Linked DNA regions of Homo sapiens: all the other regions are linked to region 1. The links are chromatin loops, found by intact Hi-C in ENCODE. Cell type or tissue: mammary epithelial cell. All regions are shown on one strand.

Region 1 (8,000 bases):
GAAGATAATCCTCTGGTGGTTCCCAGCCCAGGCTATACATCAGAGTCACCCAGGAGGCATGCCATTGGACAGCAATCCCATTCTAGGAAAGTCTGATTCAGCTGTAAGAGGCAGAATCCTAGGATCTGTACCCTTTAAGCACCCTAGATGACAGCCAGGTTTGCCTTCTAACAATTCCTCACACCTGGTAGCACCTTGGATCTCTGTCCCCCAAACCCCATCTCAGGATCACCAGGCAAACTTTGAGAAATAGCAGTCCTGAAGCTCCATTCTCAGGGATTCGGGTGAACAAGTGCTATAGGTGATTCTGAAGAGCAGCTTGAGTTGACATCCATTTGTATAGGACAGAGTTTCTCAGGCTTTAACTTGCATCAGAATCACCTGGAGGACCTGTTGAAATAGATTGCAGGGCCCCATTCCCAGAGTTTCTAATTCATACATAGCTCTGGAGGACCTGATAATTTACATTTCAAACAAGCTTCCAGTGATGCTGATGTGCTAGACTGGTGGACGGCACTTTGAGAATGACTGGTTTGGAGTTTCAGAGTTCACAAGGCACTTGTACCTTCATTTTCTCTGTTAACCCTGAAGTCAAGCCTGCAAGGAGCCACAATGAGCCCTGACTTACGGGAGCAAGAGATAGAGGCTTAGGTGAAGTCACTTACCCAAGCTTTTCAGTCCTTCAGCCAAGAACCGTCTCACACTGACTGGGCGTGACAGCATCCTGGTGCAAGGAACTCAGCTTAAGGTGCTAACACTGCAGGTGGCTGTGGATGAACTCGGCCCTGTTACCTGTCACCAGATAATCCAGAAATCTGCTTTCTCCCAGAAACTCAAGCTAGGAAATTCTCCAGATTATCCTATTGGTGAATGTGGCTAAATCCTGGCCACCTTCCCAAGGAGTCTGTACTGCCGCTCCTGGTAGGTTCCACCCAAACCCTCCTGGGCCCCTTGAATCCTCTTCTCTGTCCCAGCCCATACCAGAGGCTCATTCATCCTTCATGCAGTTAATAGGGTGCGTTGGAGCCTCACTCTGTGCACCCTGGTCCAGGAATATCTGCCCTGTTTGCATATCTGGAGCCTTCAATGCAGCCAACACTGGCTCACTCTGAGAGGTGAGAGAATCACTGCTGTGCCCCGGCCCAAGTGGAGGAGGGTGGGGAAGGGAGGGCAGGACCCAGGGAGATTTCATGCAGCGGTGAACATTTAAATTTAATGATCCTCCTCAGTTTTGAAGTCCATTGGCCAGGAGTCTGTGTATTGTTTTTGTAAGTGTGTGTGCTATGTTGTAGGAGGAAGGAATATGACTTTCCTCAGACTTACACTCTTGCTGCTGCTATCTGTCTTTGAAAATGGGGACAAAATTGATTATTTTCTTTATCCTTGTTTGCATCAATCACCCAGGCCATCGTCATCTCTTGCACTGTAATTTTGATATGGCTTTTTGCATCTTCTGCTCCAATTCCATCCACTCCTCTCCACCTCCAGGGGCTCTTTCAGGGTGTCTCTGGAATGCTTGGTTCATCCTCAGCATGTTTCTGCACCTCTTTAACCCTTCCCTTCACCCTCCTGCTCTTACTGAAACCTGGCTCTGCCTGAGAATACTGCTTTATCTCAGTCCTTTCCAGGGGTGGCTGTCTTTTTTCCTCCCTTAACCCTTATGTCACAGGGCCCAGGGATGGAGTAAGGTCCTCCTCGATGCTTCCAGATCATTCTTCCTCCTCCAATTCACTGCTGTAGCTCCAACTCCCGCCGCCCTCTAGTGTGTCCTCTTAATGGCAGTCATTCACCATCTTCCTGTCCCTCCCCTTCATTTCTTGGATGGTGACTGTCACTTTGCTGCAACAGAACCCTGTCCCAATCCTTGATGGTTCAATACACACATAGACATTCTTTTTAACAGGGCGGCCTCTCAGGTCTTTAATTTTCTTCCCTCCAATAACCTTGTGATGATCCCCCAGCTTAGCCACTTACTGCCAGATCATTACCAGTAACTCCAGCCCCTCCTTAATTCTAGTTTCTAATATCCTAATCTGTGACCTCACATTCCAACTTCTTCATTCTTATCCCCTGAGTCAAAAAATCCTTTGATCCATGCAATCCATTAAGTCATCTACCTTTTCACCATTCTTCGCCCCACTAGGGTTCTCATTCCTTTATTACCCAGATGAAATTCCAAGGCCTGTTGGAATCACTCCCTTGCAGCCACTGTCAATACTTCTGCCCCTTTTACTTCATCACCCTTATGTGGCAAAACCACAGCCCTGGTTGAGTCCAGCCTTACCCCTGCTCTGTGCCAGCACCCGCACACGCATGGCTGATGGAGGTTGGAAAAATCCACACATGCACAGGGCCCTGTATGTCAATATACGTTTCCAACCTCCAGCCTTGCATATGCCTCAGTGCTGCCTGGCAACACATTATATGTTTTCCTTAGTTCCTTCAGTCTCCTGGGTTCCTAGGTGAGTATCTCACACATTCTTCTCTCTCTGCAAACCTCCAACACCTCCACGTCACTTTCAACTGATGACTTTGTTTCCTATTTCACTTGAAACACAGAGGCAAACATAAACAAATCCCACCCACTGCCACCACTCTGCCCATCTGCCAGCATGGCACCCCCCAATCTAGGCCTTTCCTGCTGTCACTTGGGGTGGGCTGACTATACTCCATCCAAGTCCTTTTTACTTATGCACTCGTATCGTACCCTCTCACCTGCTCAGGACGTGCCTCTAGCAAGTCCTCTCATGCTCCGGCAACATCATGGTTCCTCTTCAGCAGACCAGTTATACTGGCACAAAGCATGCAGCTGTTCCTCCCATCTCCACCACCCTCTCCATCTCTTTCTCACGTTGCTCTATCCTTAATTATAGCAAAACCCATAGGAAGTGTTATAGAGACCCCCCTTTCTGTAATTTCTCCTGTTCTATTTTAAACTTGCCCCCAAAGTACACTTACCAAAGTGGCTGTAGTCTCCGCCACTGCACCTAAACTTCCCTTGCTGAGGTCATCACCAGCCTGCACGTGGCCAAACCCACTGCTGTCTCTGCTCTCCTCTTATTTGACTTTTGAGTCATGTGAGCACATAAATGATCCAAACGGCAACACTCCTAAGAAATGGTTGTACCTGGACAAGAGGCATAAATTGGGGCCGTCTTAGGAAAGCAGATATACAGCCATCCTACCTTTAGGCACTCACTGTTGGATGCAATTGGTCACTCTTCCTTGGGACCTTTCCGCCATTGGCTCCACTATACGCACTCTCCTGGTTTCCTCCCCTCTAGCCGCTGTCTTTGGTCTCCTTTCTGATTTTGCTGCGTCCTCTGTCCCCTGAATGATTGCTTCTCCACTACGGGGTGATTTTGCTCCCCAGGGGACATTTGGCAATATCTGGAGAGGTCTATGGTTGTGTTTGAGGGTGTTGCTACTGCCATCTAGTGGGGAGAGGCTAGAGATGCTGTTAATGCCCAGGACAGTCCCCATAACACAGAATTATTCAGCTCAAAATATCCATGGTGCCAAGATCAAGAAACCCTGCTCAAATATTAGCATGTGCTGAAGGCCCTTCTCTTTCCTTTAGCAATATCTGCCTCCTTAGGGATCTTTTCTAGTCTCAGTGGTTTAACATTTAAAATCCCAAATTAGGCAATAAATTGGGCCCCAAACTTCGTTAGTATAAAATGTAGAACTGTGTTATTAGAAGGCTAATAAAATGACCTGGTGAGCATCTGCAGCTAGCCTCTGAGCAATTCTGGGGACCACGTGCAAGATAAATCCATCTGTTCCCTCTCTGTAATGTGGCGCTACCTTGTGGCCGATTTTTCCTCGGGTTAAATATCTCTGGGGATGCAACTTGTCGTGGTTAATGGCTGTGTGAGGCCAGCGCGTGGTGATAAAGGAATCAATCAAGACAATATTGAATTTAGAAAGGCAGATTTATTTAGAGAAAAGGAGAGATACGTTGCAAGGGAGCAATGGGCAATACAGCAGAGGGAAGGCTGTCTGCAAAGAGGCAAGGGCTACGTATGACGTAGGGCTGCTTAGGCTGAATGCTTGCAGACAAGATGCTTGCGTGCAGGTGGGCTGTGAGCTGAGTGCTTGGGTGCTAGTGAGCCATTGGCAGCTGACCCTATTTCTTGGAACATTCGCTCCCTGCAAGCATTTTAATGTTAAACCGCCAGGTCAGTTTGAATTTTCTTTTTTCTTTTTTTTTTTTTTTTTTTGCCTTTAGTAGGACCTGCCGTTGTGAGACTATCTGAGGTAAATTAGACACCCTCCTGGTTTAAGTCACCGCTCCAGTGACTAGGCAGGGAGCTCTTCCTTGAAGAGGGTGTGGGCAGTGGGTACTTTGCATGTTGTCCACACCAGGCGAGCTGCTGCTTCAGGGCCTTTGCATTTGCTCTTTTCTTTGCCCAAAATGCACTTCTCTCACTGTTCACATGATTTTTCTCCCTCTTTTCCTTTTAGTCTTTGCTTAAATATCACCTTCTAGGGAGGCCTTCCCACACCACCTCTTCAAGATTTGAGGGTATGCACCCCCACCCCTAGCCTTCTTATCCCTCTCCACTGCTTTCTTCTCAAAGCACTTGTTACGTTCAAATAAAATAGATTAGTTACTTTATAGTTCTAATTTTACTATTTTTTGTTTACTTCATCAATACCCATGTAATCTCTGGAAGGAACGTTTCTTTTTGTAGTGTATTTCTAGCACCTAGAACAGTACTTGGCACATGGCAGGTGTTCAAAAGTATTTGTTGATTATTTTCTCAAAGGGCATGGAGTCTTAGAAGTTTGAGAACACAGTTCTAAGCACAGCTGTTTAGAGACTATGGATGATGCTAATGGCTGTATTCCCAGTAGGTGGGGCAATTCTCAAATTGACCTGGAATCCTTGAGATCTGGGGACAGTCACCAAGCACTGGGCTCTGTGGGGAGAGATGTGCTGGTTTTTAGAGAGGAGAATAGCATCCTGGGGGACTTGGCCCCAGGGCTTTCCTGTCCCAATCTCTTCCCAACTGAGTCCCAGAGGCAGGAGGCCTTGTCTGTAGCTGGTCAGTCCTGTAACTGTTTCCCTCCCATCTACACAGATGCAAAGAAGGCTGAGAAAAGCAAGCTGTCAGGTGAGCAGGGGCCCTGACTCCTCCCCAGAAGGCACTCAGAACTTCCATAGGGCAACTGGAAAGAAGGTTCTACTTCCTCACCGGCAGCTGTTGCTGGGGAAAAAACCAGCCTCAGGCCCTACCCTGTGCTGAGAACCTGAATCCAGTATCAGGTTCTCCAACAAACTTGGATCCAGCTGACCCTCACAAGGGGTCAGATGCAACCTTGTAGCATATGGAAAATGGCAGCAAGGTCCTTGTGTGGACTATGCCTAGAATCTAAATTAAGACAAGGCCTCAGAGGGGCTAAGTGACATCTGTCTCCAAAGTTTCACAGCTAGTGTGTGACTAAATCTTGATTCCACCCTCTCAGGTTTTACCATAATCCCAAAAAAGGTTGAAACAAGAAAAGTTATCTTTGGGCAATTACCTCTTTCTGTTCCTTGCTTTACCTACTAATGTTCTAGGCTCACCCTCTGGTCTGCAATCTCACTGAACTGACAGATCCCTCATGGCCTAAAGGGTTTTCACACTGGGTTGACTAGGCTCTCCCATTGCCTGTCCTACTGTCTAAGGCACCTCCTGGGTAGGGTGCCCAGCGTCATTCTGATGCTGCCTGACTTTCCTTCCAGCTACTTTTGAAACTTGGTATCCATGGCAGAGGCTTAAAGGGCATGTTCCAGGTACTTTTATTTCCAAATTCCCCAGTGGCATCAAGGAAATCAGCATCTCTGGATAGCTCTACTAAGGCTTAGTTCTCATTGTCCAATCTAGCTCCTGGGTCATGGGAGGCATTCAGGAAATATTTGAGTGTAAGAGTGAGTTGCTTTACCTCCAGAATATCCTTCCAATGGCTCTGAAGCAGGCTGTGGAGTCCTGCTGGCTGATCACAGTTCACAGGTGGCTCCCAAACCTGTGGTCTACATCCATCCTTTGTCAGTGTCACTGCCATTGTCCCACAAATGTCATTTGGGCCTAGCCCCTGGGATAGTAATCAGTCTTTACATAGATATACATTGTGCTTTACATCCACAGTAATTCTGAGTGGACCTTAAAATAAATTCCATGTCAGGTCTCACCAGCCCATGGGTTACAGATGGGGTTACCTTTCAGCCTTGTAAGGTGCCCCGTCTTTGAGTGTAGACATGGACTCACAACGAGTCCACTCCTGCTGTTCCTCTGCTCTTGCTGAGGCTTCTGCTGCTGCTGCTGCTGCTTTGCAGAGGCTGGCCAGCTGTGGTGCCTGAGGCACCTGTGTCTTCACAGCACCAACTTGCATGGTGGCCACGGTGTAGTTGGAAAGGGATGCTTAGATGGGAGGCCAATGGGAGCTGCTTCAGGAGGCAAATCCAAGTCACAGAGATCGAGTCACCGAGAGCATAGTAAACTCAAAATCCCTTCTTCTGCTTAATAACTGAGATGCTGTCACTGGGTTAACCTCACCAAGCCTTGTTTTGTCTTCACTTAGAGTGATTTCTGTCTTAGAAGGCTCCTCATATCCTTCTGGGGAAGGCTTCTAGTGAGTCCACAGATAGCTGGACCAGGCATGTCCAGAAATAATCTGATTCTCACATTTGAGTTAGCCAGCGTTCCCAGCTATATCCCCATTTTGTGTCTATATAAGTTACCAAAGCCCACAAGGATATTAGGTGGCTCCTTAGTTTGCTTTATGATTATGCCTTGTGTGTGTGTGTGTGTGAGTGTGTACGCCTATGAGGATTCCTTCTCTCCCGTTCTTGCTATGGCTTCTCTTCCCCACTGATGGGCTGTAGTTCCCTGTCCTTTTGACTTTGGGCTTAGTCATGTGACTTTTTTGCCAAGGGAATGTGGGCAGAAGTAACTGGGAGCCAGTCCCAAGCTAAGGCCTTGGGAAGCATGGTGAGCCTATGCCAGCTCCCTCAGAACTCCTTCCCTTGGCCATGAAGAGAGAATAACCTGGATTGTACCTTCAGCCCATGTCCTAGAATACAAACATGGAGAATAATGAACTTGACTCAAAGGCTGAAGGGCAGCTGAGCCCACATGAGGTCAATTGAACTGCAGCTACCTACAGACCTGAAAGTGAAATAAACATGTATAAGTCTCTGACGTTTGGGGTTTGTTTACATAGCATTATTGTAGCAGAAACTTAAATAATACTGGGGGCTAAATATAGTGGACCAGTGACAGCACAGAATGGTAAAATGGAGTGATTGTTACTTACATCACAACCCTTCATCTCTGTTGATGGACACTAAAATCAAAGTGGCAATTACTCAGAGTTGGGAGTCATTGAGTTGCATCATTGTTGTTTAGAATCATTGACAGTTTGAGCTCTAAGTGATTACAGAGATGGTTTCCTCAGCTACAGGTAAATAAACAAAGGCACAGAGAAGTAAAGTGACTTCTAGAGGGCTTCATTGATATTTAGCAGCAGAATCAGAGCTAAACAATGAGTCTCTCATCTCCAGCCTTTCTATTCTTGTTTCCTAGGTTGGGATTTTGGGAAATAGTGCAGAGAGATTAGCAGTAGTGACATGGAACAATGTGAGCCTCAGCTTCCATCCCTGAGGCTGCCTTCATCTGCCAGGGAAATGTCTCTGTGTGCAGCCTTGCCCTCTGCACACAGTGTGTATGGCCACCTGAATAAGTGTCCTTTCATAGCGACTAATGGATTGAAATGGGTGCTAGAGCAGTGCTTCTAAAAACTCCATGTATTAATCATCTAGGGGTCTTACCAAAAACGCATGCAGATTCTGATTCAGTAGGTCTGGAGTGGGGCTTGACATTCTGCACTTGTAACACATGGACCACACTTTGAGTAGCAATGTATTAGATCATTCCAGTGGAAACATGTATGAGTGATGGAATGAACAGATATAATTAATCCAGGTCTGGTAAGTGAGGTACTGATACATATTA
Region 2 (8,000 bases), 110 kb after region 1:
ACACAAAGTTATATTTTAAAGAAATAACCTGTAGGGACTTGATAAGTTAGACACTGAGTCAGGAGAAGTAGGAGATATTGTCAATGAGTCTCAGGTTTTGAATATCACTGGTGAGAGGAATATTATGACAGTGAGAGAAATGAAATTGGGAGGAATGTGTGGGCTGGGAGGAGAAGATAATTAACTTAACCTTAAATATATTTGGTTGGATATCAGCAGGATGTCCAAAGTGGGCTGTCCTGTAGGCTGCAGGAGGTAAAGTGGGATGTGCAGTCTACATTTGGGAGCCATTAGCCCAAGATAATCATTGCAGCTGTAGAAGTCAATGAATTGCAGCTTAATATGATGTGAAATAGAAGTGCTTAGGACCTTGTTAGCCTTAGGGGTGGCCCCAGAAGGAGGTGAAATCTACAGTGGGAGAAAGAGGTGTGAAGGGAGTCATTCAATGTCAAGGGTTCCAAGGAGGCAATGACTAAATATCAAAGGAATCAAAAGAATCTCTGGATCTTGCTCCACAGAAGTTAATATTGGTCTTGGACAGAACATCCCACATAGATACTGTGCAGGAGAATGATGAAGGATAGGACAGGGTGCTGTGCAAAAGAACATGGGGAAAGCCCAAGTTTAGCTGATGGCAGTGTTTGAGCCAGGACAGGTGAATTGCGGAGGTCTGAGAGCCAGATGCCATGTCCAGGGAGAAATGAGAGGAAGAAAAGAGGGATATAGACTGAAGTTCAGTGAAAAGTCATTTGAGGAAAATAGGGAGGGGAAGCTTTGGGGGTGAGGCATGTGGCACACTGGGAGGGGCTTGGCACACAGCAGAGGTTCAGCACCAAGACCCAGGCTCTCTGATGGACCAGACGCTAGCTTCCTACCCTTACTCACTTCATCACAATCTATCAGAACCCAGGCGGAGGGAGCCGAATAGGGGAGCCTTTGGGAAAGACACTGTACATTTTGGCTGTGCCAGAATGGGAGGTTTCTAGGGCCCATGGGATCCAGCTGGACTGGACCAGCATTGAATTTCTTCCAGCTCTTTGAGCTGACACTGACCCAGAGTGGGAGTCATCAGCTTGCTATCCACCTTCACCCAGGGCCCTCCACTTTGTTGCCCCACCTAGATCTGGGCACAGCTACCACACTGCCCACTGTCCTGCTGCTACAACCAAAGAAGCCCCAGTGGTTTGGCCAAGGGGAGCCCATCATCAAGTGGGCTTGCATTGAGGCCATGATGCTGTTGAGTTATCTGTACTGGGGGATTGTCTAGTCCTTTAGGACTCAAAGTGCTGGCCAGGAGGAACCAGCAGCATTGACATCACCTGGTTGCATATTTGAAATGTACAGTCTCAGGCCCCACCCCAGGCCTGAAAAACCAGAATCTGTTATTTTAACAAGAACTGCAGGTGGTTTATATATTTATTAATAAGTGTGAAGAATGGAATGAAAGTACACCAGTTCCCAAGCAGCATGGCTGATTGCTGGAATCACTCCAAGTCCTACTGAATTAGAACCTTCGGCCCAGGAAATAGTAATTATACAGAGTCCCCCAGGTGATGCAGATGGGCAGGCACATTTAGGAGCCAATGACTTTAACTGAACACTTCATTTAAAAAATGTTGAAACTTACTTGATACTACAAAGGAAATTCATGTTCATTATAGGAAAATGTTGATATGTTTAAAAAATTACTCATAAAGCCATAGGTAAGTGGTGCAACAACACGAGTAACATTTCTATGTATGTGTCTCTATGTGTGGATTTAAATAGAATTACAGTGTACACTTGATTTATAATCTGCATTTTTCACCTAATATATTTTGAAAATTTTTATGTCCTAAAACAAGCTTCTATAATATCATCTTTAACAAACACATACATCCTTATTTATTGAATTTTGCTATAATTTCTTAGCCAATTACCTATTACTGAAAATTCAGATTTTTTTCAACTTCTTGCTATTGTAAAAAATTATGCAGTGAACATTTTTGTAAGTAAACATTTGGGCAATCCGTTATTTTTCCTAAGAGTAAGGGAAACACATGCAATCACAAAGTATACAGAATGCTTTAAGACTTTCATTCACAGCACCAACATCCCTCCAGAATTTGCACTTGTTAGTCCCTATTATCCTTCACTCTAAGTCTCAAAGTCATACCCCAAGGCCTGGGGACAGAAAATGACTTGTCCAAAGTGACAGTGACAGACCCAGTACTAAAAGCCACCTTGGCTACAGCCCTGTTTCTGGAACTTGAGAGCTGAGGTGGTTGGAAGCCGTATCCTCAGCACCCACCTGTTCCTTCTCACCTGCCTCCCCAGGGTCCCTCAGCATCTCTCTATTCCTCCCTGAGCCCTATTACTTTCTTCCACCTGCCTTCTTCCTTTCTCTTCTCTCATTTTCTGCTTTCTTATATTTTTTCTTCTCTATTCCCTTCTTATTTGGTGAGAATCAGATCTACTCGGTAAACCTCAGCCCTAGTCATACTTGCGTTACTTTCCTGAGCTAATTTCCAACTCCTGATTAGCTCTGGGTTTATTTCCATGCTAAATTCTGGACTGGCCTTTCCAATGGGTGTTCATTTTAGGGAAGAGCTCTAGGACAGGATAACCCATCGGGAAGGAGCAGAGTCATGTGAGGCTGTGTGGCCTGGCATTTATACAGGGCCACTATCTTCACTGTGCCATTTTCCATCTGGAACAGAATGGGGGAGTTTGGATGGGCTGTTTTCGGCAGTCTTGGCCAAGCACTTCTAGTCACTAGGAATGATGTTTTCCAACTCTCTGGGGAGACCCCACCAGCCTCACTGCTGCTGGAGACCCCTTCTAGTTGTGCTCTCTTCTTTCACTCTGGGCTCTAGTTATCTAACCCTTGGCTAGTTATGGGGGCGGGGGTGTGGTGCCCTGTTGGCCAACAGGGCAGTGGGACTGGGTTTGAGCTGGGCTTATCCTCCAACTGTGAGGGAGGCTACAGCACACTCCACCCCACTCTCAGGGCTGGGAATTGTTGTGGCTCAGCTATTTGGGGGAATCTGTTTTCCAGTTTCTCAGAACCAGCGCAAGCACACACATCCCAGGCTCACACCCCTGGTGGCTGGACTTGCTCCCGGATAGCCTCAGTCAGGGAGAGGCAGAGCTGCCTGGAGCCTGCTGGGCTGGTGGAAGCCTTGGTGGATTCTGGCAGGCCAATTATAGACGAATGGCCTGGGGAACCCGTGCAGCCCTTGGCTGAGTGGTTCTAAGCCCCAGCACGTCTGCCTCTGGCTTCACCCAGCCTCCTTTTCTAACTGCCCTTCTCTCCTCCCCATCAGTGAGGACCAGACACCACTGATTGCAGGAATGTGTTCCCTCCCCATGGCAAGATACTACATGTAAGTTGTCCTGGCATGTCCCTGCTTTCCAAGCCAGGGGGTCAGGGTGGGAAGAGGAAAGGAATGCTGAGTCAGAGGATGAGGCTCCTTCTCACCTTAGAAATTGCAAGTGCCCCATAATTAAGCTTCATCATCACCACAGTAGCAACAGCTCTTTCCTGAACGTCTGCAAGATGCCAGCCAATCTACTGCCTCATCTCTGTTCCAAAAAGTCTGTAAGTGGAGTGTTATTAAACCCATTTTACAGATCTGGAAGCTGAGGCTCAAAGAGGGTAAATAACTTCCCCCATGTCACACAGCTACCAAAAGGCAGAGCCAGGAATCAGACTTCATGTCCTCTGTGCTGCTCCATCCGCCTCTCTGAAATGTCAGAAAGTTTTGAATCTCAATGACAGCATCTTGATGGTGGTCCCTGTGGCCTTTACTCCCAGTGTGGGCTTCTAACACTTACTTACATTTCATCTCATTTGAGATTTGCATCCTTCCTTATCTTTTACTACTTTGTTGTCTGTGATTTTGTCATAAGCTCCTTTCAGGAAGGAGGTGAGGCATAAGAAAAATCAAAGAGGACTCTGGGATGCATTTCCTCTGCCCCTCCCATGGACCCTGTAATGTCCAGGGCTGTGTCCTGGACAAGGTGGGTGGGGAGCAGTCCTGGTCTCAAGGAGGTGACAGCCTGGCTGGGAAGCAAGACACATACATAGGAAGCACATAAATGACAAAGCAGATGTCAGCACTTCAGGGCATCTAATCTGGGTTCTGGTCTCCAAATAGAATGCTGCTGGCATGTGAGTTGTCACATCTGGGTTGTCAAGGTGGCAAGGGGAATGCCAGATAACACGCCCAGGATCTTTCCGGAAGTTTATTTTTATTGTACAAGTGAACCTGCTTTAAATATGTACAGTCATTAGCTAAGGGTATTATCGTTAGCTGTTATTGAGATAGAAAAATCCCCTGGAGGTGGTGGAATTTGTCCAGAGGTTCTGCCCTAAAAGGTTAATGAGAGCTCTCCAGCCCTGACAGCAGCTGACAGGCATCTTTGAAACCAACTAGGTGACTGAGCTAATACCCTGCATGACTTTGAAGCCTTTAAAATATCTGAAAAGCAAATCACACTTCAGTATACACTCAATCTCTGTACTAAAGAGAATAAACATTTATAAACAATTAGGGCAGGCCCAAAAAATTTAAGATAAGGTCCACTGTATCCCAAAGTCATCTGAGCCTCACTAAGAAATTTCTCAGGAAGCCAGGAACATTTTCTTTACCCCTCTGTCAGAGGGCATTGGCTCTCCGTTCTCCTCTGAAGGCCTCCCCAAGCCATGAGAAGGCAGGAAGCACAGCCTCTGAAAAGCAAGAACACAGGAGACCTTCCTTGCTTTAAGGCTGGCCTGGTCTTTACCTGCTCTTGGGAGTGACCATTCCCCTCTTACCACCTGTGAAGGAGAGAAAATCGCCCAAATGCTCAAGGTGGTGATTCAGAGCATGGAAGTGGAAGGGCTTGGGGGCCAGTGGTGCATAAAGGGAATGGGCCATCAGCACTGTCATACTGTTTCAGAATTAAATATGCAGACCAGAAGGCTCTATACACAAGAGATGGCCAGCTGCTGGTGGGAGATCCTGTTGCAGACAACTGCTGTGCAGGTGAGCTTCTGGGGCCTCCACCCCATGCTCCATCTGCCATAGGCCCTCCCTTCTCTTCTTCCCTTTCCTCCCCAGCAGAGGGTCAGCAGCTGCCCCCAGTGACAGTGAGAAGGGCCAGAGAGCAGCTGTGGCCTCTCCTAGCGAGGGGACATGACTCCTGCAGAAGTCCTGGCTCACCGTCCAGTCTGCATGCAGGGCCAGGCCAGGTGTGCCCATGTCCAGTTCCTTCCTGCCTGAGCCTTTACCTGCCAAGAGCCTGCAACATGGGGTTCCCTTGTCCCTTGACTCTTCTCTCTCTTCCCTCCTAGAGAAGATCTGCATACTTCCTAACAGAGGCTTGGCCCGCACCAAGGTCCCCATTTTCCTGGGGATCCAGGGAGGGAGCCGCTGCCTGGCATGTGTGGAGACAGAAGAGGGGCCTTCCCTACAGCTGGAGGTGAGAGGCCTCTCCCCATTCTAGGGGACACTGCAGACCTGGCCTGACCCCTGGGATGCTCTGGCATCTTTGTGCCTATCTGTGGATTCCCAGCCAGGTCCACATGTCCTACTTCCTCAGGTTTCCACCATCTCCCTCTGCACCTAGCACCAAGACCCTTGCCCTCTAGAATCTGCAGAAGGCAGTCCCTTGGGTAAAAACCAGCCCTGTCAGGTCCTTTTTTGGCCAAGCCCCAGAGGCCTCCAGGGCTAACACCTCCATCAGCACTCTCATTCTGCAGCCATCCACCTTGCCCCCACAGGATGTGAACATTGAGGAACTGTACAAAGGTGGTGAAGAGGCCACACGCTTCACCTTCTTCCAGAGCAGCTCAGGCTCCGCCTTCAGGCTTGAGGCTGCTGCCTGGCCTGGCTGGTTCCTGTGTGGCCCGGCAGAGCCCCAGCAGCCAGTACAGCTCACCAAGGAGAGTGAGCCCTCAGCCCGTACCAAGTTTTACTTTGAACAGAGCTGGTAGGGAGACAGGAAACTGCGTTTTAGCCTTGTGCCCCCAAACCAAGCTCATCCTGCTCAGGGTCTATGGTAGGCAGAATAATGTCCCCCGAAATATGTCCACATCCTAATCCCAAGATCTGTGCATATGTTACCATACATGTCCAAAGAGGTTTTGCAAATGTGATTATGTTAAGGATCTTGAAATGAGGAGACAATCCTGGGTTATCCTTGTGGGCTCAGTTTAATCACAAGAAGGAGGCAGGAAGGGAGAGTCAGAGAGAGAATGGAAGATACCATGCTTCTAATTTTGAAGATGGAGTGAGGGGCCTTGAGCCAACAAATGCAGGTGTTTTTAGAAGGTGGAAAAGCCAAGGGAACGGATTCTCCTCTAGAGTCTCCGGAAGGAACACAGCTCTTGACACATGGATTTCAGCTCAGTGACACCCATTTCAGACTTCTGACCTCCACAACTATAAAATAATAAACTTGTGTTATTGTAAACCTCTAAGTTTGTGGTAACTTGCTATAGCAGCCATAGAAAACTACTACAGAGCCTTATTCGACCCTGTGTCCAGTGTTTGATGCAAGAGACTTGGTGAGTTCTTAGAAGGCTACCTGCAGCTTCTCCTCCAGTCCATCTGCTATGGAGCCTCTAGAAACAACCAAGAAGCCCCAGGCAGAACTCAGTGTCCTCTGCACAGGGACAAAGCCCTGGGCTGCTTACAACTTAAATTCTAGCTCAAGTCTTGTGATTTTCTACCAGATACTTCACAGTGAATCCACAATTCCGTGGTTGACTGTTGGTACAGTCCGCTATCTGCCAGGTGCTTAAGTAGTAGCAAGGGCCAGACAATATGTGTGTCCTGGATGTGTTGAGTTTAAGGTTACAGTGGAGTCTCTAAGTTGAGGTGATTTGATATAGCTGGGAGTACAGGGCTGGAATTCAGCTGAGAGTTTGCAATTGGAATTCATACTCATCCTCAGAGCTCAAACGCTTCTCTGTTTCATGGAAAATATTTGACTGGGATCAAGCTAGAGCAGAAAGCCCATGGTATCAGGACTCAGAGAAGGCACAGGCTGCTGGCGCTGTCCCTCTGTTGTATAACTACTTAACATTCACCTAGCGTGTTCTGAGTTCCAACCATGGGGCAGCAATTTTAAGAACATTCTGTTGTCATCCTCAGAATGACTCTTCAAGGCAAGCATTTTCACCTCCATTTGACAGATGAGGAAACTGGACTAAGAGAAGTGAAATAACTTGCTGAAGGTCATATGGGCTATCAGTGTTGGAGCTCAAGATAAAACTTGGTGCAGCTGACCTCAATGCCATTTTGCAAATTTTTATTCCACTTAAGGAGCTGAGGATAGAATGGTGAATAAAACCAAACTTCCTTGTAGCTGATAATTGAAAGGGAGAAACACTAAACAAGCAAATAAACAAACAAGAAAACAGAAAGGGCACTTTTCATGATTAGAAGGTGAGGGCAGCAGGTATTCAATGGAAATATTAGATGGGGGGGTCAGGGGAGGTTTTTTTTTTTTGTTGTTGTTGTTGTTTTTTTACTTTTTTGAAGAGGTAACATCTGCACTGAGGTTATGGACAGGAAGGAACTGTGACTAGAAATAATCAAGGCAAAAGAGTAGCAAATGTGTTGGCCCTGAGACAGAAAGGAGCTGGTATGTTCAAGTAACAGTAGAAGGCTGGGGTGGGGGCTGGAGCCTGGAGAGCAAGGGAGGAGTAGGCAGTGAGCAAGACCAGCAGGGTTGGGTCATGTGTGGCCTTGAAGGCAAAGTACAGGCTTCCAAGTATTAAGTGTGACGGGAGCTACACGATAGGCTCTGATAATGTTTAGGTTCTTTCTCTGAGCTGCCTCTCCACAGCCTGTATGTGCCCCGGGAAATTGATCACCTGGCTGGCCCATTATAACTATGTGTTTACATGGTGGGACTCAATTTTATGTCAGCTGTGGCCAGAACAGCTGCTGGTAAATGCAGAAGAGGCTGAGTAAATGCAAAATCTTAAACAAGTTAATGGATAATCACACTTGATTCCTATTCCTCCT
Region 3 (8,000 bases), 330 kb before region 1:
AACCTCCCAAGCAGCTGGGACTACAGGCGTGTGCCACCATGCTCAGCTAATTTTTGTATTTTTAGTATATTGGTCAGGCTGGTCTTGAACTCCTGACCTCGTAATCCACCCACCTTTGCCTCCCAAAGTACTGGGATTACAGGGTGAGGCACCACGCCCAGCCACCTGGCTATTTCTTAAAAAAAATTTGTAGAGATGGGGTCTTGATATGTTGCCTAGGCTCAAATTTTGTCATCTTTTAGATAACAGGATTTGGGGCTGGGTGCAGTGGTTCACACCTGTAATCCCAGCACTTGGGGAGGCCTAGGTGGGCAGATCATGAGGTCAGGAGTTCGAGACCAGCCTGGCCAATATGGTGAAACTCTATCTCTACTAAAAATGCAAAAATTAGCCGGGCATGATGGCGGGCGCCTGTAATCCCAGCTACTCAAAAGGCTGAGGTGCGAGGAGAATTGCTTGAACCCGGGAGGCAGAGGTTGCAGTGAGCTGAGATTGTGCCATTGCACTCCAGCCTGGGCGACAGAGCGAGACTCTGACTCAAAAAAAAAAAACCAAAAAAAATTTAAAAAAAAATTAAAAAACAAAACAAAACAGGATTTAGGGATAAGAATTTAGGACTAAGTCAATTTTCTATGAATATTCTTACATGTCAAATTTCGAAGGCCCAGACTCAAATGACTTGATTCTTATTTTCAAATAATTGGGCTGTAAGATTTATCTGTTACTTCTTAACATATAATTTGTACACCTGTCTAGGATTTAACTTGGAAAAGATTTTTCAAAACTTGGTACGATTATATAAAATGTGTGCTTATGACCATAGCTGGTAGGCATGTGAGATGGTAAGGCATTTCCGCAGAGCAGAGGTTCATAAAAGCTTTATCATGCATCAGAGCTATCCGGAAGGCTTTTTAAAACACAGATTGCTCAGCTGGGCGCAGTAGGGTGCGCCTGTAGTCCTAGCTACTTGGGAGGCTGAGGCAGAAGGATCTTTTGAGCCCTGGAGTTTGAGGCTACAGCATGCTATGATTGTGCCTGTGAATAGCCACTGCACTCCAGCCTGGGCGGCCTAGCAAGACCCTGTCTCTAAAACAATAACATCAACTAAAACAAAAACCACGCAGATTGCTGGACCCCAACCTAGAGTTTCTGATCCAGTAGTATTGGGGTGGGGCCTGAGAATTTGCATTTCTGACAAGTCCCCAGATGATGTTGATCCTTATTCTCCTGGCCCATAGACCACTTAATTAAAGCCAGCAAAGTAGTCATCAACGTTGACCCAGGATATAAGCTGAAGATGATGAACAGCCTTGAGGCAGTAAGGGAGGCCTGCCCTCCAACATCAGGAAGCCAAGTGAAGGCGTGACTCACCAGGGCAGGGTGGGGTTCCTGCGTGTGAGAAACCAGAATTGAGAGCTGCACCAGCTGTGTGGCCCCAGGTTTCTCAGGGTGAGGAGAGGCAGCCCAGGGGAAAGGCACTCGGGACCACACCCCAACTCACCTACCCTGTGTAAGTTTTTTCCATTGCATGTATCAACATCTAACATGTCATATATTTGATTTACCTCATTTATTCTCTGACTCCTTGCCTCCTGTTAGAATATAGGTTCTCTAGAACAAGGATTTTTATATGTTTTATAGAAGAACAGTAACTGAATCATAGCAGGTGTTCAAATACTGACTGAATGCATGCCTATATACATATAACTATGTTCATGATACTGTTTCTAGAAGGATCCACAAGAAAATGGCAGCAGACTGTCTCTGGGCAAGGGAAATGGAGGAATGGGTGGGGCAACTAAAACTTTTTACTGACTCTATAGCTCTTTGAATTTTTCCTTTTTTTTTTTTTTTTTTTGAGATGGAGTCTTGCTGTGTCACCCAGGCTGGAGTGCACTGGCGCAATCTTGGCTCACTGCAACCTCTGCCTCCGGGGTTCAAGCAATTCTCCTGTCTCAGCCTCCCGAGTAGCTGAGATTACAGGCATGCATCACCATGCCCGGCTCATTTTTGTATTTTTAGTAGGGACAGGGCGGGAGTGGGGGAGGGTTTCACCATGTTGGCCATGTTGGCCAGGCTGGTCTTGAACTCTTGACCTTGTGATCCACCCGACTCAGCCTCCCAAAGTGCTGGGATTACAGGTGTGAGCCACAGCGCCCAGCCGAATTTTTCCTATGTATCTCATCTAGCTAATCAAAAACAGATCTCTATTGTTGATTAGGAAATATAAATTGGAAGAGAAATAGGTATAATAGGAAAAACCTGAGGGAGCCCCATTCCCCCTCCCCAAATCTGGTGAGATCATTGTGTAGAGCTAAGTGAGAACGCCTGAAATATGCTTGAAGAAACGTTCATCTTTGATGGGGCATTCAGCTCAGTCTCATGCAGCCCTACCCCAGCCCCAAACTGGGCCTGGTCCTATCCCAGGACAACCCTAGGGGGGCCCCAGAGTTCCCTCCTAGAAACCAGAAGTTCCCAGCCCTTCCTGCTGCCCACCCCACCCCATGGACACGTGCCCATGTGTCAAGTAACAACAGTTAATAGTGAAGTGGGCTAGAAACACCCTGTGGCTGCCTCAGGAAGGAGAGAATATCTCTAAGTCCAGTGAGCTCAAGGTGGAACAAGAATCCAGGTGTTCAAAGGGAAGGCAGAAGGAAATGATGAGAGAAAAGGGGGATTTGTGCTCATCTCAGCAGGAACCTGGGTTGGGGCTGAGGAACTAGGAGAAGCCATGCCCCGGGGAGCCTGGAGGAAGATGCCCAGGCCAGAGCACCAGCTTGGAATTGGGAGAGCCAGGCAGGACCCCGAGTAGACATTAGGGGTTAGCGTCTGTTAGAGGAAGTTGAGGAAGAAAAACAATAAAGTTGCCCTTCCAAACAAGACAGAAGCAGTTTCTACCGTAGGTAACCGCTGGCCTAGTTATTTATTCAATATATATTCACTGAGCACATCGTCGTGCTAGGCCCTATGTCAGAAAAGGGATTTTGGGGCCAGGCACGGTGGCTCATGCCTATAATCCCAGCACTTTGGGAGGCTGATATTGGCAGATCGCCTGAGGTCAGGAGTTCAAAACCAGCCTGGCCAACGTAGTAAAACCCTGTCTCTAGGAAAAACACAAAAATTAGCTGGGCATGGTGGCTGGTGCCTGTAGTCCCAGCTACTCCGGAGGCTGAGGCAGGAGAATCACTTGAACCCAGGAGGCGGAAGTTGCAGTGAGCTGAAATTGCACCACTGCACTCCAGCCTGGGTGACAGAGCGAGATTCTGTCTCAAAACAAAAAAGAAAAAAGAAAGGGATTTTAATTAAATGCAGACTTACAGGACCTGAGACTACCTTCCTAGAGACTGAGTCTTCTTTGGAAGGCGGCAGGGATGCAGCAGCCCACAATCAAGCCATTCCCACCTCACGAATGTGGAGAATCTGAGAGGGGGTGCCTCCTTCCCCTGTGGGATTTTCTGTGGTCTCAGACCCCACAGCAGCTTCTATGCTCACCCAGCAGAGGGCAGCCTGAGCTCAGGCGCCATCTTCCCAGCACCTGCTTAGGAGACGGGACAGATGGGCACCTAGCCCCCTCACTGCCCACTGCAGGGTGGGCATGGTGCCCACTTGCTGGTGGCAGCAGCACCAGAGAAACAGGATGCACCAGGAGGCTGTAAAAAAAGGCTGTTTTTGAGTTCTCCCTAAGCCGTGATGGTGCTGCCTGGCAGATGCTCGGCCCTGGCATGCTGCCACACTCACCCTCTGTAGCATCCTGAGACTAAGGATCATCTCCTTCTCATTCCAGAGCAGCCTGCTCACCCTGCTTCTACTCCCTGTTTCTCCGAGGCATAGAATCCTCGGGAGGGACCCCAGAGCTGGAAGGGACTTGGTTGCTGCTAGTGCTGGAGTTGCCATTTCAAATAACTTCAAAGGGCAGGCAGGGAGCCTGAATTTGTGAAGCTGACTTAGGGTAAGATGGCAGGAAATGGTAGTGGCTATGCCGAACTGGAGAAAAGAGCCTTGTGCAAAGGCACCTAAATTGAATTGTTTTTCTAACTGTGAGTAAGATAAAATGCAGCCACAGGCTGAGTTGGGACATGAGTTGGCTGCCAGTTTCCTCCCTGTCCAGTTCACCCCTTAACCTTCGAGATGGGCAAACAAAGGTCCAGAGAGGGCCCAAGATAGGGCCTGATTCCCTTCTCACCAGAATCCAGTTCTGTAGTGCTGTTTATTCCTTGGGGGCACAGGGCAAATATTAAGCACAAAGAGTTGGGGGTGGTGTGGACGTCTAGCTCTGCCTGCCCCACGGCTGCTGATCAGTCTTGGATTGCTTCATTTCCTTCCTTGGCCACAGATCTCCTGTTTGGAGAAAGCAGCCTCCTCCAGAATACAGGGCACTCCTTTTCCTCAGAGTGAGTCACAGCCTCCGAGCAGACTTGTGGACAGCTTACTCCGAGACAGAATTCTCCACTCCCACTGCTTTTTCCAATGAATACCTCCAGCGGTGGGCCTCCACTGCCTTGGGCCACCGCCCTAGGGCTGCGAACTTTAATTTACTCAGGTTTTTCCCTCCTTAAAAAGAGGTCCTACAGAGAAACACCCAGGGGTCTTTTGGCCTTGATTCTTCAGATCTCATTTAAAAAAAATAGATAGATAGATAGATAGATAGATAGATAGATAGATAGATAGATAGATAGATAGATGGATGGATGGATAGATAGATAGATTAGAAGCATAAAGTGCTGTTTTCTCATAAGGTGTGAAGGTTGCAGGAGTGTGGCTGGTACTTGTCGTGGCTCTGCAAGCACCAAGAGTGGTTCTTCAGAAATCCAGGCTTGTACCTGAATTGCCTCCATCTCCAGGAGAATCAGCAGGCCATGCTGAGCTTGATGGGGATGCTTCACTAGGGCAGGAAACCTGAACCTCAGTCTCCTGGGTAGCAGGAACTGGGTTGTGGCCCCATTACCAATCATAGAGACACCTTTGGGACCTGGGGTAAGTATTTATGATATAGCTAGTCATGTGAAGAATGAGGGGAGGATTAGGACACAACTAAGGCCACTGTCACAGAGCTCCTGCCCGCCTAGCACCTCCCAACCTCCCAACCAACATGTGCAAAAGATGGCCAGAGTCCTGAAAAACTGGTCTCGAAAGGACATTGTCTCAAGTATACCTTTGAGAGGAGGAAACAGAACATTTAGTTTTTTTTTTTTTTTTTTTTTTTTTGAGACGGAGTCTCGCTCTATTGCCCAGGCTGGAGTGCCATGGTGTGATCTCGGCTCACTTCAAGCTCCGCTTCCCGGGTTCATGCCATTCTCCTGACTCAGCCTCCCGAGTAGCTGGGACTATAGGTGCCCGCCACCATGCCCGGCTAATTTTTTGTATTTTTAGTGGAGAGGGGTTTCACTGTGTTAGCCAGGATGGTCTTGATCTCCTGACCTCGTGATCCACCTGCCTTGGCCTCCCAAAATGCTGGGATTACAGGCGTGAGCCACCAGGCCGGCCACATTTACCTATTTGTTCAAGGAAAAAGAAACAGAAAAAGAAAAAAACAGAGATGGATGAGATTAGCTACCTGCAGGGCATGGTAGGAACAGGATGGAAATAAAGGGAATGAGGGGGAATGAGACTTCTAGGAATATCTCTTTTTGTTTATTTTATTTTATTTTTAGCAGAGATGTGGGTTCCTTATGTTGCCCAGCTGGTCTTGAACTCCTGGGCTCCAGCTATCCTCCTGCCTCCATCTCCCAAAGTGCTGGGATTACAGGTGTGAGCTACCGCACCCGATCCTCTTTTTGTTCTGAACTGACTTTTAAAATCATTTTAATATTTCACATCTCAAAAATAAATACAAATAAAACTCACAAGGACAGGGAAAACGCTAAAGTTGAACACAAGCAGAAACAAGCAAATAAAATGTACCCTTTGACTTCTATCTTACCACTTTGTAGTAAAAATAACTAATCCCAGTAACATGTTAAACTTTTTCTAGTTTAACCCTTGCAGCATCCCTAAATGGTAGGTACGATGACTAGTCTAGTTTTACAAAAGGGGAATTGCCCTTTAGGAAGGAGGCAAAGGAAGCTCCCAAGCTCCCAGGGACTTGAACTCAGATTTTGCACCAGATTTATATTAGATCTCAATTCCGAAATCCTATTACATCCTCAGCTCTGAGCCAGGCACAGAAGGATGATTTAGTGTCTCTGAGTTCCAAGAATCTACAACACTTAAAATCTCAGTGACAAACATTTAACATCCTGAGGTTATACATAAGGGAATGAATAATTCCTTTATGATTCATAAAGATTTAAAGACCAGGCCGAGCATGGTGGCTTACGCCTGTAATTCCAGCATTTTGGGAGGCCGAGGTGGCTGGATCACAAGGTCAGGAGTTCGAGACCAGTCTGGCCAACATGGTGAAACGCTGTTTCTACTAAAAATTCAAAAAATGAGCTGGGCATGATGGCGGGTGCCTGTAATCCCAGCTACTCGGGAGGCTGAGGCAGGAGAATCTCTTGAACCCAGGTGGCAGAAGTTGCAGTGAGCCAAGATCACACCACTGCACTCCAGCCCTGGTAACAGTGCGAGACTCTGTCTCAAAAACAAAACAAAACAAAAAGATTTAAAGACCAAAAAGATTTTAGGAATTCTGGGCACTCTGTGTGGGCTGCTTTCTTGGAGGATATAGGATTTTAGGTAGGTATAGAAAAGGAGACAGAGAATTCCGGAGAGCAGAAGACACTTGGGGCAAAGGGTTAAAAGGGGCTTGGCGTGTTAAGAGCAAAGGAGACCGGCTTCTGCATGGGAACGAACAACACAGAAGGACGTCCGTCACGCTGCTGGATGACTCTTAATATAAGAGTTCCAAGTCAAGGCGAACATCATGGAAGGAAGAAGTCCACAATGAGGCTGGGGTGAGGTTGGTAAATTCCAGTCCCTAACTTTAGCCCTTAGACAGCTACATTTAGATATTGGATATTTGCCACCCCTTTCAATTACTGGGCTCCAAGAGATTACCTAGGAGAAGGCAGACTCTATATTCTGGATCTGCGACTAAAAAATGTTTTTGCACAAAACGTTTGCTCCTTTAGTTGTTTTTGCTTTTCTCTTTTGTCTCTACTTTCTAAGCCACTCCCTGTTTGCTGAGCTGAAAAGCAAGTTCTCAGCCCTGCTGTCTCTTTCTAAAGCCAGCTTGCCTGTAGCCCCCAGGGGTGAGGAGAGGTGTTAGAAGAAAACACTTCTCCCCTTCTGGGTCCCTTCCGCAGCTGGAGTTGGTGCACAGTGGGGATAATGAGAAAAAATAGGAAAGCAAAAAGGCTTTGTGGGAAAGGAAGGTGGCCACATACCAACGCTGGGTCTAGCTGGAGGGCAAGCAGGAAACATGAACAAAATGAAAACATGGAGAATTCCTATCAGACCACTGCTTCACGGCATCCTAAGTTTTAATCAGGACGAATGTTCAGATAAACCCAAAAAATCCTTGAAACGAGGACAAATGCAACATTTGGCCCTCAAGTCGCTGCCTCCCATTGTCATCCCCTTTTGAAACAACAAAAAATATCACACATGTCTGACCTGCCTGGCCAACATGGTGAAACCCTGCCTCTACTAAAAGTACAAAAATTAGCCGGGTATAGTGGCAGGTGCCTGTAATCCCAGCTACTCGGGAGAGGCTGAGGCAGCAGAATTGCTTGAATCTGGAAGGCGGAGGTTGCAGTGAGCTGAGATTGTGCCACTGTGTGTGTGTGTGTGTGTGTGTGTGTGTGTGTGTGTGTGGTGTATACACACACACACACATATATATCTCCCACATCTCCCACAAGATAAAGTCAATATCTGGTCCGCTTTGATCGTTTCCTCCCTGTCATCATTGCCCCTGTGTCCCTCCTGGCACCTCTGCCCAAGCCTGGTCCAGCAGCCCCTTGCCCTGGATTCCCACACCAGGCTACAGCTGTCCATCCACGCCCCCATCCCCTCCGAGAACACGCTTCCTCCTGCAGCCCGCTTCAGGACCAGCCCAC

Evidence for each region. Peaks named below come from ENCODE experiments on the same cell type or tissue, not always from the same donor. Only the 100,000 strongest peaks of a DNase experiment are listed, where the experiment ranks them.
Region 2: it touches region 1 in a loop (3-fold over the local background); 4 of 110 quality-filtered maps call a loop at or near these places.
Region 3: it touches region 1 in a loop (3-fold over the local background); 12 of 110 quality-filtered maps call a loop at or near these places.

The regions. Positions count from the first base shown.
Region 1 is chr2:112,955,577-112,963,576 of GRCh38, forward strand. No RefSeq gene overlaps it. Among named protein-coding and RNA genes, the nearest start is that of IL36G, 18 kb to the right of the region's middle. RefSeq lists a silencer at 3,479-3,528. In mammary epithelial cell, CTCF peaks have their summits at 3,437 (motif pointing left) and 4,860 (motif pointing right); a DNase peak (open chromatin) is centred at 3,415.
Region 2 is chr2:113,069,406-113,077,405 of GRCh38, forward strand. It overlaps IL1F10 (interleukin 1 family member 10), which reads left to right. Exons shown (of 5, transcript NM_173161.3): 2 at 3,306-3,365; 3 at 4,924-5,009; 4 at 5,318-5,445; 5 at 5,747-6,438. The coding sequence starts at 3,334. The coding sequence ends at 5,959. Among named protein-coding and RNA genes, the nearest start is that of IL1F10, 5.4 kb to the left of the region's middle. In mammary epithelial cell, no CTCF peak of the experiment used is centred here; a DNase peak (open chromatin) is centred at 3,366; H3K27ac peaks cover 3,707 bases.
Region 3 is chr2:112,623,206-112,631,205 of GRCh38, forward strand. No RefSeq gene overlaps it. Among named protein-coding and RNA genes, the nearest start is that of SLC20A1-DT, 17 kb to the right of the region's middle. RefSeq lists enhancers at 1,275-1,414, 7,445-7,962. In mammary epithelial cell, a CTCF peak has its summit at 3,501 (motif pointing right); DNase peaks (open chromatin) are centred at 1,366 and 4,346; H3K4me3 peaks cover 464 bases; H3K27ac peaks cover 6,240 bases.